Regions from separate parts of the Homo sapiens genome. Here region 2 is linked to region 1. A link is a loop called in an ENCODE intact Hi-C map of the cell type or tissue named here. Cell type or tissue: B cell. All regions are shown on one strand. Each heading gives the region's core, and the rest is flanking DNA. Links, peaks and the distances in the headings are about the cores only.

Evidence for each region. Hi-C counts contacts between places; a loop is a spot of excess contacts. Peaks named below come from ENCODE experiments on the same cell type or tissue, not always from the same donor. Only the 100,000 strongest peaks of a DNase experiment are listed, where the experiment ranks them.
Region 2: a loop joins it to region 1, with 2.9 times the contacts of the local background. A loop is called at or near these places in 3 of 110 quality-filtered maps.

The regions. Positions count from the first base shown.
Region 1 is chr9:111,825,173-111,830,553 of GRCh38, reverse strand. No RefSeq gene overlaps it. Among named protein-coding and RNA genes, the nearest start is that of SHOC1, 33 kb to the right of the region's middle. In B cell, for the core only: a CTCF peak has its summit at 2,197 (motif pointing left); a DNase peak (open chromatin) is centred at 2,163.
Region 2 is chr9:111,935,112-111,940,492 of GRCh38, reverse strand. It overlaps UGCG (UDP-glucose ceramide glucosyltransferase), which reads right to left. Exons shown (of 9, transcript NM_003358.3): 9 at 5,124-5,381. Among named protein-coding and RNA genes, the nearest start is that of MIR4668, 5.7 kb to the right of the region's middle. RefSeq lists an enhancer at 2,299-2,608. In B cell, for the core only: no CTCF peak of the experiment used is centred there; a DNase peak (open chromatin) is centred at 2,442; H3K4me3 peaks cover 1,036 bases; H3K27ac peaks cover 3,795 bases.

The sequences.
Region 1 (5,381 bases), core at 277-5,276:
ATGTGTCAGGACTTTCAAATGCATATCCAGAAAAATCCTGGCCCCAGGGTGTTTCAAAGTAGGGAACCTGATGTGGATGGTGATGTCCACTCTGTACCTTGCCCTGTAAAACTTGGGTCTCTCTGCAGTGGGTTTCCACTCTGATTTGTAAACTTCCTGACCTTCCCATCAGAGAATTACAATCAGAGAACACAGGTCTGCTTCCTAGAACAAACAGTACCTCTGTGGAAATAAGAAAAAGGTGCCCTGTGCTCTGGGTCCTTAGCCTCATAGCTCAGCGAGCAGAGCAGGTGCTAGGTTTCTGCCCTGACTTACCTTCTCCAGGCATCTCTTTGCATGGCCGAACTTGCACAACCACACGAGGCATCAACCCTTTCTATTCCTCCTTCCAAGAACTCAGAGGAAGCAGTGGAATCTTTCCATCTGTCACACTTATGATTGCCCACAGAATCCCACCAACCAAATCAGGTATGGCTACAGGAGAGGGAGTTACTCAAGCAGATGCAACTCTTATGAGAATTGCTCAGTTTTTTGTTTTTTTTTTTGAAACAGAGTCGCACTCTGTCGCCCAGGCTAGAGTGCAGTGGTGCGATCTCGGTTTACTGCAACCTCCACCTCTTGTGTTCAAGAGATTCTCCTGCTTCAGCCTCCCAAGCAGCTGGGATTACAGGCATGTGCCACCATGCCCAGCTAATTTTTTGTATTTTTAGTAGAGGTGGAGTTTCACCATGTTGGCCAGGCTGGTCTTGAACTCCTGGCCTCAAGTGATCTGCCCACCTCGGCCTCCCAAAGTGCTGGGATTGCAGGCGTGAGCCATCGCGCTTAGCCGAATTGCTCAGTTTCAAATGGAGTTTGTTCCACTTGTTTCTAGGATAGAGTCTGAAAAAACCCCACCTCATCTCCTGATGTTAGCATCTTTCAGACTTTCCTAAATTTAAAGTTGGCATAGGATTCTTGACACCTTCTTATTGGAAGAGCGTCTGGCACACATAGCTCAAAGGATGTCTGGTGAGTGAAGGGAAGATAAGGAGAAGAAGGGAGGAAGACAGGGAGGGAGGGAAGGAGGGAGGGAGCAGCAGGGATGGTGAATCCTCTGTGACAAAGATCAAGTCTATGCGATGAGGTATATGGAACTTCAGCGTCTGCCTTGGGCCAGGCAGCATTCAGACAGCTGATGTGTGATTAATTGGGCTAAGTGGTATGTCTATGTAGCAATGATTTTCATATGTCTCTCCCCACAATCCCTGTCTGCAGGTCTGCAATTGTCAGACAATGCTTTAGTGGACGTGCTTGGCACCTGAGAGATACGAACACATCATTTAATAATATGCTTTCCGTGCATGATGCTTGACTAGTGAGCATTTATAATTCACTGAAAGGTAGGTTCTTCCCAAATACATGTGTTATTCTCAACCACAGCATCCGACAATGAGTGGAGAAAATTCCTAGAGTCAGGGTTACCAAATCCGGTGATGAAGGACAGAATGATCTGCTGAGAGAGTAGAGAGAAGAAACTCTCGAGAGCAAGTGGAGCCATGTCAAGAACAGGGCCAGCCTTCAGGGAAGTTGGCAGTGGCATTACCGACATGCCATTCTGGGGCAATCAGGGTGTTCACTCTTCACAAAGCTTCAGTGCTTTGGGTTGTGGGGTGATGCAATGGGTTGCTGTTTATCATTGGCACTCTCATAATTATTATCTGCAATAACACCGCCAACGTCATTAAAAATTTGTTGGGTTTCTTCCCTGTAAAATTGTCAACAGGATCTTTGGGCTTAGGCTCCAAAAGGCTGGCTCTTCTTAAAAATCCTTGCAGAGAGAGCCTTAAAAGCTTAATAACATATCAATTCAGCATTTAAAGATTAAAGTAGGTATGTTTTAATAGACCTTTTGAATAAAAAAAATAAAATTCATGCCTCAAATTTGAAAGGTACCAAAGTGTGTACTGAGATAAGTAAGTCCTCCTTTTACCCTGTCACCTAGACTTCCAACTTCCTTCCAAAAGGTATTCACTCCTTATGGAAAATTGTATCTGAAAGGAAGAGAAGGGTTCTAGCTGAATAATCAGAACCTCAGTCAAAATCTTTGCAAGGCTACCCATCCTTTTCTGGCCAGGCTTCTTTATATTCAGGAAGAAATACTAATAATTGTTGATTGCTGCCCCCAGCAGGAAAGCAGAAATTCAGATATGCCATTCAAGGCACGAAGGACTACAATACCAATGACCTCAGTGTTAGTGGATGTGAGAATTTATGGTTGTTAATCGACAATGGTAGAACCAAAATTCCGGTGTCAAAGCTAATGCCAAGAAAAGTCACAGAAACCCCACGGAGATACAGCTCCTCTCAAGACACACACACTCAGTGGCTCTGGTTTACATCCCCAGTAATTTGTTCAGGCTGCATGGTTTTTTTGTTTTTGTTTTTGATTTTTCTTTTTAAATAAATCTTTTGACACAGGATCTGGCTCTGTCACCTAGGCTGGAGTGCAGTGGTGAGATCTTGCTCACTGTAACCTCTGCCTCCCGGGCTCAAACCATCCTCTCACCTCAGACTTCCAAGTAGCTGGAGCTACAGGCATGCAACGCCATGCCCGGCTAATTTTTTGTATTTTTAGTAGAGCCAGGGTTTTGCCATTTTGCCCAGGCTGGTCTTGAACTCTTGAAGTCAAGCAATCCTCCTGCCTCGGCCTCCCAAAGTGTTGGGATTACAGGCATGAGCCACAGTGCTCGGGCTTAAACTTCCAATTTCTCATTCCATCAACTTTTGACGGGGCCTCTTGACTCCTACTCTATATAAGAATATTAACTCTTGTACACTATATTAATTCTTGTACTTTCTTCCTCCTTCCATGTGCCATTAATCTCTAATGTCCACATACTTTTATTTTTACTTTGTCAAGTTGATAACATATTCATTCTGCCTGCCAAGACATCCTTGGTTTTTCCCTGAGATGACTCTAAAAGTTGCAAACCAAACAACATTTCCATTAGTATGACCATGTAAATATTGTCCAATGCTGGGCCAGGTAGCATATTAGGACTACATTTTCTTCTTCAATGTCATTATGCCTAGACTATATAAAAGAAATTGTTCCTAACATCAAGGTCAGATGGCATCTATTTTCTTACACTATCAGCCAATTAAAATTATGCCACATTTTAGTTTGTTTGCCTTAAATAATATTTGTCTTATATTAATATTGCTACCCCAGCTTTTGCAGGGGTAACAGTTAAAGTACCTGTCTCTTTTCATCCTTTTATTTCTAACTTTTCTCGGTGTTTTTTGTTGTTTTTTTGAGACAGAGTTTTGCTCTGTCGCCCAGGCTACAGTGCAGTAGCACGATCTCGGCTCACTGCAACCTCTGCCTCCCGGGTTCAAGCAATTCTCCTGCCTCAGCCTCCCGAGTAGTTGGGATTACAGGCGCCTGCCACCATGCCCAGATAATTTTTGTATTTTTAGTAGAGACAGGGTTTCGCCATGTCGACCAGGCTGGTCTTGAACTCCTGACCTCAGGTGATCTGCCCACCGCGGCCTCCAAAAGTGCTGGGATTACAGGCATGAACCACCACACCTGGCCTGGGTAGTTTTGTTTTAGATGTGTATCCCAGACATACAGAGCTAGAATTTTTACAAACTCAATTTGGTAATTTTGTTTTTATATAGGGGAATTTAATTCGTTTATATATTTTGTGATTGATATATTTTAACCTAATTCTACCACCTAATTTGTGTTTTCTGTTTACTATAATTTTTCTTTTCTTCTTTTTTTCCTACTTGATAAAATTTCTGGTATTTCTCTTTTTTTCCCTTAATTAAGTAATTATTGTAGTTTTTTATTTTTTTTTTTCCGAGATGTTGTCTCCCTCTGTTGCCAGGCTGGAGTGCAGTGGCACCATCTCGGCTCACTGCAACCTCCGCCTCCTGGGTTCAAGTGATCTTCCTGCCTCAGCCTTCCAAGTAGCTGGGACTACAGGTGGGTGCCACTACGCACAGCTAATTTTTTTGTGTTTTTAGTAGAGATGGGGTTTTACCATGTTGGCCAGGATGGTCTCGATCTCTCGACCTTGTGATCTGCCTGCCTTGGCCTCCCAAAGTGCTGGGATTATAGGCGTGAGCCACTGTGCCTGGCTGATATTTCTATTTTTAAATTAAACTTGTATATACATCATGAGTTATACATATTTCTTATTAGTTTATAATAATTCAGTATTTGTATTATGCTCTTAACCGAAACACAGGTCTTAGGATGCTTAACAACCCATTAAATACTAGCTCTGTCTTCTTACTGTAATTTAGAGGTATAGCTTTAATTCTATTTTTTCTTTTCTTTCTTTTCTCCCCCTAAAATTACTGGGCTTCGATCTATGTGAAAAGACACAGAAATTAGTATTTTTAAAACAGGAAATAAACTTACTGACATTTTATTTATTGTTTCTTGTATTCCATGTCTTCTTTCTGTGTTCTTTTTTTTTTCTTGCTAAAGGACATCTTTAATGGATCTTCTTTTTATTTTTTTATTTTATTTTATTTTTTTTTTTTTTTTGAGACAGGGTATTGCTTTGTTACCCAGGTTAGAGTGCAGGAGCACAATCACTGCTCATTGCAACTTCTGCCTCCCAGGCACAAGCAATCATCAGCCTCTCAAATAGCTGGGACTACAGGCCTATGCCACCACACCCAGCTAATGTTCTAATTTTTTGTTGAGATGGGGTTTTACCATGTTGCCCAAGCTGGTCTTGAACTCCTGGACTCAAGCAGTCCTCCCACCTCAGCCTCCCAAAGTGCTGTGATTACAGGCATGAGCCACCATGCCTGGCCTCTTAATGAAGCTCTATGGATGGTGAGTTCTTTTGTTTTTTTGCATATCTGGACATATTTTCCCCCCACCCCCATTAATGAATCATAGTATGTCCGGGTAAAAAAAATTCTGTGCACGTGGTTATTTCTCATCACTATCATTACTGTTTTCTGACGTCCACTATTGCTGATATTCAATTTGCTGTTGATCTGTCATTACTCTGCAGATAATCATTCATTTGTCTCTGGGAGATTTTAAGATTATGTCTTAAATCTTTAAGATTTAATCTTTAAGACAGAATCTTAAAATCTCCTTAAAGCTTTGCAGTTTTATTATTATGTAGCTTGGTATTTTTATTTATCCTGCTTGGCACTGAAAATGCACATCTAATTTGTTCACTAAGTTCAGTTCCCAGTGCCTGGCACAAAACAGACACCTGATGAATATTTCATAAATAAATTAGTGTTTCTTCCGTTTTTTAGAAATCCTTAGCAATCTCCACTTCAAATGTTGCTTCTCTAAACAACTTCCATTCTCTTTCTCTGGAACTTTTATTAGATAATTGTTGGAGCCTCAAAATCTA
Region 2 (5,381 bases), core at 268-5,267, 110 kb before region 1:
TCCTGACCTCAAGTGATCTGCCCGCCTAGGCCTCCCAAAGTGTTGGGATTACATGCGTGAGCCACTGGGTCCGGCTGTTCCTTTGTTTTTTAGGGATAAATAATATCCCATTGTCTGTATATGATCAAGTTTTGTCTGTACATTCATCAGTTGATGGACATTTGGGTTGTTTCCACCTTTTGGCTATTATGAATAATGCTGCTATGAACATTCAAGTTTTTATGTGGACGTTTTGTTTCCAGTTCTCTTGAGTATCTACCTAGAAGGGCTTTTGTTCATTTCTTATGTTTCAGGTTTATAGTAAATATGTACTATTTTTATGATCCAAAACCAATGTGTAACTTAAAGAAAATAAAACACAACAAGAATCAATGGGCTTGTAGGATGTTGATAAGATAGACTTGACAGGGTCACCTCTTGATTCCTTCCAAAAACTGCTAGCTTCTCAAAGTTTAAGGAAAAAAACAGGCCGGGCGCAGGGGCTTAGGCCTGTAATCCCAGCACTTTGGGAGGCCGAGGAGGGCGGATCACAAGATCACGAGTTCGAGACCAGCCTGACCAACATGGTGATCCCCGTCTCTACTAAAAATACAAAAATTAGCCAAGCGTGGTGATGTGCACCTGTAATCCCAGCTACTCAGGAGGCTGAGGCAGGAGAATCGCTTGAACCCGGTAGGCGGAGGTTGCAGTGAGCCAAGATCACATCACTGCACTCCAGCCTGGGCGACAGAGGCAGGTTCTGTCTCAAAAAACAAAAAGCAAACAAAAACAACAACAAAAACCCAAAACCAGAACTAGAAGATTCTAGAAGGGGAAAATAAAATTTTAGTATTTTACTCATGTGTAGAGAAATCTTTTGTTTTAGTAGGGTGAGGGTGGGGGGGTTGGGAGCATGAAATAGCAAACACCTTACTAACACAATGAGAGGGTGGAAAGGTATTAAATGACATATGTGCCAGAATTAATGTTTTGATTCTGGCTTGACTGTCAACAATAGACCTTTCCCGAGTGACTATTACATGAATGCACTGGAGGGAAGGGTACAAAGAGAAAAAAGCACAAAAAAGGACTACTAAGATATGCAAAGTCCAGGCCCCTGAAAACTGGAAATGACCTGCAGACACGTAAGTGAAATGCCTGACAAAATGAAAGGGACAAAATGTGGGCACACACAACTCTGGAAAGGTCCTGAATTGAATGTGAGTTGAGGTTTAAAGGAGAGTATGTTGACCAGGTGCGGTGGTTCACGCCTGTAATCCCAGCACTTTGGGAGGCCGAGGCAAGCGAATCACTTGAGGACAGGAGTTTGAGACCAGCCTGGCTAACATGGTGAAACCCCTTAAAAATACAAAAATTAGCTGGATGTAGTGGTGCACGCCTGTAATCCCAGCTACTCAGGAGTCGGAGGCACAAGAATCGCTTGAACACAGGAGGTGGAGGCTGCAGTGAGCAGAGATTGCGCCACTGCACTCCAGGTGGGTGACAGAGTGACACTCTGTCTCAAAAAACAATAAAACAAAAAAACCAACAATAAAGAAGGAGAGTATCCCCATAGACAGGGAAAGTGAGGATGAAGGGAGAGAAACTTTCAGGGCAAGGAAACAGCATGGGAGCAAGGAAGCTCTGGTTCCACACGGAAAAGGGTCGGCTGGTGAGAGTGAGCCATTGGGTTGGGGGTGGAGAGCTCAGGCTGGAGAGATGGTGATGTGAAATGAGAATAGAAAATTAAGGACCACCTTTTCCTGGGCTTGGAGTAAGGCTGAGGAACATGGGGTCAGAGGAAGAAGCTGAAGTCAGAAGTCAAGCTCCAAGTCAATGTAGAGACAAAGCAGGAAGTAAAACAAGCAATATAACCAAAAATAAGCGAATCAGAACAAAATGAAAAAGGGCAGACTGTGGGCAGGGCTAGGGTGCCCACAGCTGCTTCCGGGATGCCGATTATGCTGTTGGGAGACAGTCTAGGATAAAGTCAGGAGACTGGAAGATGGGGATGGACAATTCCCCTTCATCGTCTCTTAATGACCCAACTTCTTAGGACATTTCTCACAAATTCAAGTCAGGCTTAGTTTTTTGGCTTAGTATTACTGGGACCTTGGGTGGAAATGCATCGTTGTTGCAGTTTCCAAATATCTGTGCCCATCGCTTTCATGTCTTTTTCACACGCAGCCAAACCTAAAGCATCTGACTTCTGCTTCTTCCACTCTGATGAACTGGCTTCCTGGGAGCTGCCTTTCTTAAACTGTTTCCTTGGCATCAGAGTCATATGGGTGCTCTCAGGGTCAGGAGCAATTTCTGTCTTTGAAAGTCCCACCCCTTTGTCTCTCACTGTAGAAAATATATCACTGTGTAAAACAAGAAAAATCGTTCATAAAGAAGCTGTATTACTCCCACGCAGACACTTCATCTATCAACGTCTGAGACAATTCACTATGGCGGAGACCCACGCTGGCAACTCTACAGGGAGTTTCCTGCCCCAGAGTTCACCAGCCTCTTCTCATCCTTTACGGTCAACGGCCCCTCCCGTGACCACTTCCTTCTTGAAATCTCTCTTTCCAAGGCTACTGTGGCACTCCTTTTACTATTTCTTTCTTCTTTGGGAGGAAAAAGGCACTAACTGTCCCTATGCTCATGTACATGACCTCATCGAATCATCTCTACCACCTCAGGTGCTTTAGTATCTCCATTCTACATGGTTAAGAAAGCTTGGCTCAGAAAGATGAAGGAAGCTTCCTAAAGTCCCATAGCTACCAAAAAGCCCATTTGGACCCCAGGTTTGGCAGCCTCTTTTCCTAGATGTTTTTCTTCCATTGTCTCTCTAAATGGCACTTTGACTTTAGTTATAGTCACTGTCTCAGCCATCACCTCTAGGGAAATTACTCCCAAGTCACCACTTCTAACCCATTCCTTTCCCCTGCTCCAGAGCTGCACAATAAATAGTCTGCTGGATTTCTCCAGCATGTTCCTTAGGCTGGCCTGGTGTCCGTCAGTCATGAGGGGAAATGATAGAGGTTTCACATCTGGTGACAAGGGTTGGGAAACAAAGGTGGCATGACCGCAATGGGGTGTGCAGGCAGCAGAGGAGGGGTGCAGATACTCTCAGTCCTGTAGAAGAATAAATGATATCCCTAAATTGCTTAAATTAGATAATTACAAGTCCATGCTATTAGCATGGATGTCTTAATGATGATTAGTCTAAACAGCACAACCACATGAAACCATTCCAGACACCCACAGTCTCTGCCAATTTCTCTCGGAACTGAGGAGGGGCCATGTGAAAGGCTTAGCACATTTTGGTTCTTAGGAAACTAGCTGCTTAGGGATCTCTTAAAGATATGTATTTTTGTTTTTAGAAAATACTAGGATAGTGATTTTAAACTTTTTTCTAGGTATCAATATTTTTAAAGCAAATTACCCAACTAAACACATATCCTTGCAGCTCTGCAGAGACAGGTACTCACCATTTTGCGGTTTGCTTTCTTTTCACCGAAATGAACTTGATATGGTCGTAAACTATAACTTGAAATGAATAAATAAATAACTCAAGCACTAGATCCTGATAAACTTCAGAAGGAAAGGTCTGAACTATTTCCATTCTCATGAACACAGTCTTGTGGTATGCATCAATCTTATCAATCATGTATGTAAAGCATTTCACTTTAAATGAGCTTTATAGTAATTTACATTCTTGTTCTACAGGTTTGAATCTGGTTCTCTAGAACAATTTTTGAGTTAGGATACAGATGGTTATTAAAACTGTGATATTTTTCCCCCTTAAGGTCTAGGTAAATTTTCAAGCCAGTGTAAGCATAAATTTAAATGTGGTCCAGCGGAGAAATATACCACACTGGGACCAGATAGAGGGGCTACTCCCAGCTCTGCCACCAGCACCATGCCTACCTAACCCTATGATCACAGCTCTCACCGTGGGTGTCTCAGCTTCTTCATTCTAAAATAAGGGTGAGGGATCCTCAAGATCCACCTAGCTATGAAATTCTAAGACATACTCAACTTTGTGTTGATCATTTCTTAAACTGTAGGGTTAGAAGTACACAAATGAGAAGGAATGTTTGTTTACTGGGCCAGATCCCTTTTAGACTGTGTCTTACGGCTCCGATAACAGAATACCATAGACTGGGTGGGTTATAAACAACAAAACTTTCTCAGTTTTGGAGGCTGGAATGTTTAAGATCAAGGCCCTGGCAGATTTAGTGGCTAGTAAAAGCTGACTTTCTGGTTCATAGCTGGTCACCTTTTTGCCGTATCCTCACATGGCGGAAGAGGCAAGAAAGCTCTCTGGGGTTTCCTTTATAAGCATCAATCCCATCCTGACGGCTCTGATCACCTACCAAAGGCCTCACCTTGAAAGACCCTCCTCACATTGGGCATTAGGTTTCAACACAGGAACTACGGAGAGACAAAAATATCAGCTGAGAGCGGATTCTTTCTACCCCGGATTTGTTCTCCAGTTAAGAACATTCTTTTCTCATGGGATGGTGGTAAAACAGGCCTGTAAAGGCTTCCAGCTTGGGAGGGACCTGGCCTTGGAAAGTATGTAAGGTGCATCTCCCATCTGGGTCTCAAGTAATAATGCCACTCCATTCCTTCCTTTGGATTTACATTTTCTAGCCATTAGAGTGGTAAGATCTAAAAGGCTGAGTTCAAGCTGTGAGCCCGGGGGGAGAGGGGCCCAAAGGACCACTGGCTCTTTTCTAAAGGTCATTACGAGCCAGTCATTCTCACAGTAGAATCACGGGTAGAAGAGCTCAGGCCTCACCCAAAATAATTACACCAAAATCTATGTGGGCAGGGCCCAGGGTGTGTGTGTGTGTTGTGTACAGGGCCCAGGGTGTGTGTGTGTGTTGTGTACAGGGCCCAGGGTGTGTGTTGTGTATTTTTTTTTTTTTTTACAAGTTCTCCAGGTGATTTTAACAGGCAACCAATGTAGAAAAGCCATACTTAAGTCACAGGACTGCCTATGTCCTTATTTATTTTACCTATGGCTCAGGTAAAAGGAAGATTTCAAAAGGAATACTTGACAGAACTCTTCTAATAATTCTGATGTGAATGGTGGAACATGCTACTTATAAAAATACAGAAGAACAAAAAATACACTATTGCTAACGTTTTGATTGTATTCAAATTTTTATTTTTTGAACAAAAATTTAAGACAATGATTTTAAATAATAAAACATGGTATATATTCTAGACACTGGTTTTTTTTAAAGATTTATTAAATTTAGACTCCTATAGTTCTGTTGTGATGCTTTCTTCAACATTTATATTATTTCTTACCATTTTATCATCACTCCAAGCTTGCTAAACAAAGAATCTCTCTGTTAAGTGAAGTTTTACATTAAGGAAATACTCCACTAGCACACTGA